Linked DNA regions of Homo sapiens: region 1 is linked to region 2. The links are chromatin loops, found by intact Hi-C in ENCODE. Cell type or tissue: OCI-LY7. All regions are shown on one strand. Links, peaks and the distances in the headings refer to the core of each region. The heading gives the core; the rest is flanking DNA.

Evidence for each region. Peaks named below come from ENCODE experiments on the same cell type or tissue, not always from the same donor. Only the 100,000 strongest peaks of a DNase experiment are listed, where the experiment ranks them.
Region 1: it touches region 2 in a loop (2.1-fold over the local background); 1 of 110 quality-filtered maps calls a loop at or near these places.

The regions. Positions count from the first base shown.
Region 1 is chr3:18,756,591-18,759,516 of GRCh38, forward strand. No RefSeq gene overlaps it. Among named protein-coding and RNA genes, the nearest start is that of SATB1-AS1, 310 kb to the left of the region's middle. In OCI-LY7, for the core only: CTCF peaks have their summits at 1,721 (motif pointing left) and 1,927; a DNase peak (open chromatin) is centred at 1,691.
Region 2 is chr3:18,126,086-18,129,011 of GRCh38, forward strand. The region is part of intron 4 of BALR6 (B-cell acute lymphoblastic leukemia associated long RNA 6); the gene reads left to right. Among named protein-coding and RNA genes, the nearest start is that of BALR6, 160 kb to the left of the region's middle. RefSeq lists an enhancer at 1,785-2,660. In OCI-LY7, for the core only: CTCF peaks have their summits at 1,290 and 1,497; DNase peaks (open chromatin) are centred at 1,286 and 1,616; H3K4me3 peaks cover 1,707 bases; H3K27ac peaks cover 2,389 bases.

The DNA of each region.
Region 1 (2,926 bases), core at 159-2,658, 630 kb after region 2:
CTTCCTAGTCAAGCCTATGCTTTTTCAACCACCTGAAATGCTTGCAAACTGGTAATTAGGTTTTGTGTAAACATTTAAGAGTTTTATTTTCTTTTTAGAAAGGGCTGTTAAGTACGATTTGGTTGGGGATTTTGGCACATCCAATCTTTATTTTTTCAAATGACTTATTAAAAAGCAACAACCCACATATGTTTTATGTAACACAAGTAAGAATTCCGTTACCCAAAGTCATCATCTCTACTCAATGTTCTATAAAATTAGAAGATTAGATAAAATTATTAATCAAAGAAATCAAAATGAGAAAAGCAAAATAGGTGTTCGTTCACGGTTGTTTTGCCTTTGTTTTTATCTAAAGAACCCACAGATCTGCTTGTCAAGAAATTCTTTTGAGGCCTTTCTATAAACCAATTAATCTTTAAAATTAAAGCTTGAAGAAAGAAAAACTATTGTTGGGTGTCAAGATAAATTTGAAGTTGAAATGATCTTTGAATATGCCGTTTAATATTTGAGAAATGTGCTACCTAGTAGTTCATATCTACAACTCTTCTGCTAATAGGTGAAGATAACCTTTCTGAAGGAATGGGATCACAGATTTTTTTATTTCACCTATATTTCCATAGTCTCCTTTATGACACACTTGTCAGCAGGTGTGTCAAGTGTAGAGCCTGAATAAGCATCAAAGTTTGAACAAGCACTTGGACAAAGAGAGCCCTGTCCTCCTGATTCGCTCTGTTGTCTATCCCCACACCCTGGTCCATGATTCTCTACTACCCTTGTCCTATACCTGCCCCTTCAGTTTTATCTCATAAACCCCCCTTTCACACTATCTTCCAGCAACACAAAGGAGAATTACCCAAATACATTATTCATCTTATGCCTTTTCACATCTCTTTCCATTTTTACTGAAATCCTTCCTTTCTTTCTTATTTATTCTTTAAAGCCGTGCTTAAGTATTAGCCTTTTTTATAAGCCTACCTCAATGCCCTACTTCCGGTGAAGTTAATTTCACCTTATCTAAGTTACTTCAACATTTCTTCCACATTTCTTGTGTTGCATGGGTCACACTGTTCAGAAACTGTGTGTTAAATGTTTGTCTATCCAAAGGTCAAGTGCTGGGACCTATCTTTATCCCTACTACCTAACTTTGGGGCTGGCATATAGAAGGGATCCCAGATATCTGTAGAACTGAACTGATGAATAGATAAAAGCAAAATTCTATGATTCCTGGGAGATAAAACACAAAGCTTGGACCTTCTAACCGGTGTGAATTTACCTATCATAGACATTTTAAAATTTCAAAATAGATTGCTGTTAGGTCTGTAAGAATTATTTTTGTAACGTCTATAAAGTTGACTGTTGGGCTAAGATTATTGGAGATAGTGATTAGGAGATAGGGTGAAGTTTAATTCTTTACATGGCTGAACTTCAATCAGGTTCACCAAGAAATTTTAGGCCACATTTATTTATTTCAAAAAAAAGATAAAATCTAGTATCTGTAAAACCACCAAATACGCACAAGTCCCTCCTTTTAATGAGTCACTTGAATGCAAAATCAACTGTAATTCAAGAAACCAAAAACAATAAAAGAAGTGAGCTTTGTCAGACTGGACGAACTTGTTCTACCTGTTACAGACAAAGAAAGGTCTGATGAGGTCCAGGAAACGGAGTTAGTTAGAGCTTAGATTGCAAAGGAGTATTCTGTGTCTCCCCCTACTGGTTGGTGGAATAACTAAATGGAACAACCCCCCAGGAATCTAAATGGCCATGATCTCCTGACAGCTTTGTACCATCTGATCACCTGCCTCTGTGAACTTTCAATAAGGAAGGTTAATCAGGAGTTCACTTCAGGATATTTTCTGTCATCCCCAGTTTTCTAACTCTGGTTAATTAGCATTCTGCATTTCTTAACAATTCTAACTTCACATCCCATTGAAATAAACCATTAAGAAACCTACTCCTCGCACATTTTAATTCCAGGCTATCTCTACATTCTGACTACATCAAACTTGTTTTAAAAAGGTTTTATTTGAAAATAATCCTAAGTGTTACCACAAGGGATACCATTTCCTCTAGTCTTCAAAGGGTTGTGTGAGCCCACCATTAAATATGGGAATACTAAAAACAAATAACAGTAGTTCTTATAAATAGCAACACCAGATACGATAAATCCACAGAAAATTTTGGGAATAAGGAATTACAGAAAATTTATTTGCATTATTCCATTACCTTTATTTGGTGATTATATATCTAACAGATTCAAATTCTAAAATAATTTGAAAAGCTTATTATTGTGCATATTCATGAAAAGAGTTGAGACAAGCCAAGGACCTACAAAAGAAGATATTGTATGATAGATAATTTACAAATCAGAAAATATCCTCATTCTGTGGTAACAGTTAAATCATCCCCAAGGTTTGTCATTATCAGCTATGAAGTGTAGGTTATACAACAAATAATAAGAAAAAATGAGAAGAGCAAATTAAAAATGGGTAGAAGTGAAGATTTTCATATATAAGATCAGATATGGGAACCAACAGTGAAGCATCAAAAAGTCAATGCAGTACTGAGCAAAGAAAAACAACACTAGAAAAGAGAAAAGAAAATAAACCACGACGAAGAGAATGGTTTCTGAAAAGTACAAAGGGCACAAAGGAGCATACATCGCAAAAGTCTTTGTAGGTCTGACTACTTAGAAAGACATAAAAGCTAATGGTTAAAATGTATTCATTATATTTTGTTTACTACATTAGGGAACAATGTTATACCTTATATGGAGAGTTAGATTAGAAATAATATAGAATTCTAAATTTATTCATAAATATTTATTGAGTGCCATATTATTTGGGATATGTTAATTCATTAAAAAATTCTAAAAATATCAGCAGCTTGAGGTGAGGATTTGTTTCTCACTTGTGCCTTAGCTCAC
Region 2 (2,926 bases), core at 237-2,736:
TCATTTAATTCAAGCAGCAACTGATAGCACAGAACACTTAAACAAAATTAAACAGAAATCTTTCACATTTTGAGAGGCACTTATGTGTGCTTTGTGTGTTTTCTTTCCTCCCCTTCTTCTCCCTCTTTCCCTCCCTCCTTCCCTCCCTTCATTCCTTCCTTCCTCCCCTCCTTCCTTCCTTGTTTCCTTTTTCCCCTCTTGCCACTTAAATAGAATTTTCCCAGAGAAAAAAAGCAGAATAGCTTTCATAGATTTCCTGTATTTCCTTTGGCACTTGGAGTTATGGGAGAGAGGGTGATTGATATTACCGAGGGTTGGAGCTCAGCTTCCCCCTCTGTTTACTGCTGTTCCTTCTCGCACCTTAAACTACCTCCTATGTATTTTAGACAGGTCAAGTCATTAACAAACATTAGTAGAATTCTGGATAGAAGTAATTGTATTTAACTTGTAAAATTTATACCTTTGTATGTTGTATGTCTGTGGGTCTGAGCAATCACACACATCTTTAAAAAGAGAGAGAGCTAGAGAGAAATAAAATCATCACACCATAATGGGAAACAAAATTTCTGAGCAGAATGGACTGTCAGATCAAACTCCTCCTAAAGCAAACAATAATTGCCTTAATTTTTGTGGATAGTACAGTTGGCTAAAATAAGCTAACCAGATTTGTGAACTGAACATCATCGAAGATTTTTGTGATGCAGGCAGCAGGGTTGTTGAAGTATTGCCAGTGAGTAGAAGTGGTTTTGTGGCCACTGGGCCCCTTGCCCACCTTTCTGGGGCCTAATGGTGCAGATGTGAGGCATGAAGGAGTCCGGGCCATTGGAACGGCAACAGGGTGGAGGGGAAACAGACCAGGAGAGCTGGAGCATCTCACTGCCCAGATTGTTTGCAGCAGACAGCAAGAAAGTCCATTAAAAAGATGGTACTGGCCTGATATATCTGGGGCATCTAGTTGCCTTAGGCTAAAAGTACTCTCAACGTATTTTACTGCTTCTCCAAAGCAAACAATTGTTTAATTAGTAAAAATAAAAAAGCTACTTAGAGGAGGAAAGATTGAGGGACGTATTTTCGACTTAAGTAATACTGAATTAAAAATGGTCTCTCTCATCCTGTCTGCTGACATTCATTTTTTAGCAGAAAAGTGAAGACACATTGTAGGATGCCCAGAATTGCTGAATCCATCCTTCAGAATTGCATTCACAGTCAGCCTCTTAGAGAAAGCCGTGTTGGAGCTCTAGCTCTTCACCAACGAAGGCAAATGTAGAGCTACAGCAGGACCTACTGGCTGCCTTCTGAAAGGCCTGAAACAGGTAGTGCTTTTCTTAGGCACAACCTGGGGGCTTGTGTGGTGCTGATGCCAGTGGAAGGAGGGCAAGAGGGGTCCTAAGAAAGAGGAATGTAACTGGGAAAAGAAGAGTGAGAACTACTGAGGGATAAATAATTTAGAACCTTTCCAAAGGAAGCAGTAAATAACAACTTCTTAATGTTTTCTATGGAAGAAAAAAGAGCAACACTTAACATCTGTACATATCGGGTTTTTTTTTTTTGAAAGAGAAAGCTTTACAAAGAGTAATCATTGAAATGGAAAAAGCAGAAGTGGTTTGCCTAGTGAACTGGGGAATGGCAGAGGGCTAGGGTCTGTACTCACCAGGGTGTGTGTGTGTGTGTGTGTGTTTGTGTGTGTGTGTGTGTGTGTGTGTGTGAATCTTGATGTGCATTGAAAAATATAATAGAAATTGGTAATGGTTTCCTCCATCTTACTTTCTGACATAGTTCCTGGGGGCTGGGGAGCATATCCCCTCTTCATGAACATCAGGAAAAAAAATAGAGGAAACAAAATATAGGGCAGCAGACTTTGCTTATCAAACAACTAGCTTCCCTCTTTTGAAGTACAAACTGAAGCCCATGAACTTGGGCCAGTACTGGCGTATGGCCTTCCCTTTTAGTATTTTGTGTGTGTGTGTGTGTGTGTGTGTGGCATGCGTGTGTGTCATTTACAAATGCAAAGATAACAGCAAGTTCTTAGTTGGCACCAAATGGGGGACCGTTAAGTATGAGAAATGATGTCGATTTATCATTATATTATGCCTCTGACAGCGAAACACACCTGTACTTTTTATGTAATTTATTGACTGGTTATAGATGCTGTGCGAGAGAGGAAAAAATTAGCGCAGCTTTAATTACTCATGCTGCTGGTTAAAATATTAATGGGGCACAGAGTGTTGCATGCTCATTTCTGTTGATTTTTAATTAGCAGTAATTCATTTTGCACAAAGCATGTTGATGCCTTTGCCGGAGACATTAGCGAAGAAGCTGAATAAAGATGTTTTTGAGAGAGCTACTGTGCATACAGAATAAAGAGTGCCTGCTTCCTGTCTTGTCTGATAAAAGTTGGGCAAAGTGGGAGACAGATGATGAAACCAAACAATACCAAAGAATCACGGTATATAGTTTAAGTCTCAGGCCTGATCCAATTTGGAGTTTTCCTAAAACCTTCATTTTTGCACACTTTTTGCCCCAGAGGCCGTTATGTGGGTTATTTTGTTTGATTCCAGAAGACTGAAACAAAATCTGAAACACAGACTTCCTTTACCCCTTTTTTCAGTGAATGTCATGATGATATTTTGCTTAATGGAGAAAAATAGGCTGGCATGTGGGTTTTGTATGTGATCTCCTTGACAGGGCTGTAGGGGTTGGGTGAGTTGTTGACCCCTGAGGAGGAAGAGGACAGAGCATTTCAGGTAACTTCTTTTACCTGATAGATACAGGGAAGCCATGGATTTTCTATAATGTGGTGGATAGCTTTCCTTCATGTATCACATTCTAAAATTATTGTTGTGTATAAAGAGACTTCTAACCATGAGCCTCATTCTGTGAAGAATATAGTGAGGTCATTTTTGGCATAGGGAAAGTGGGAGACAAA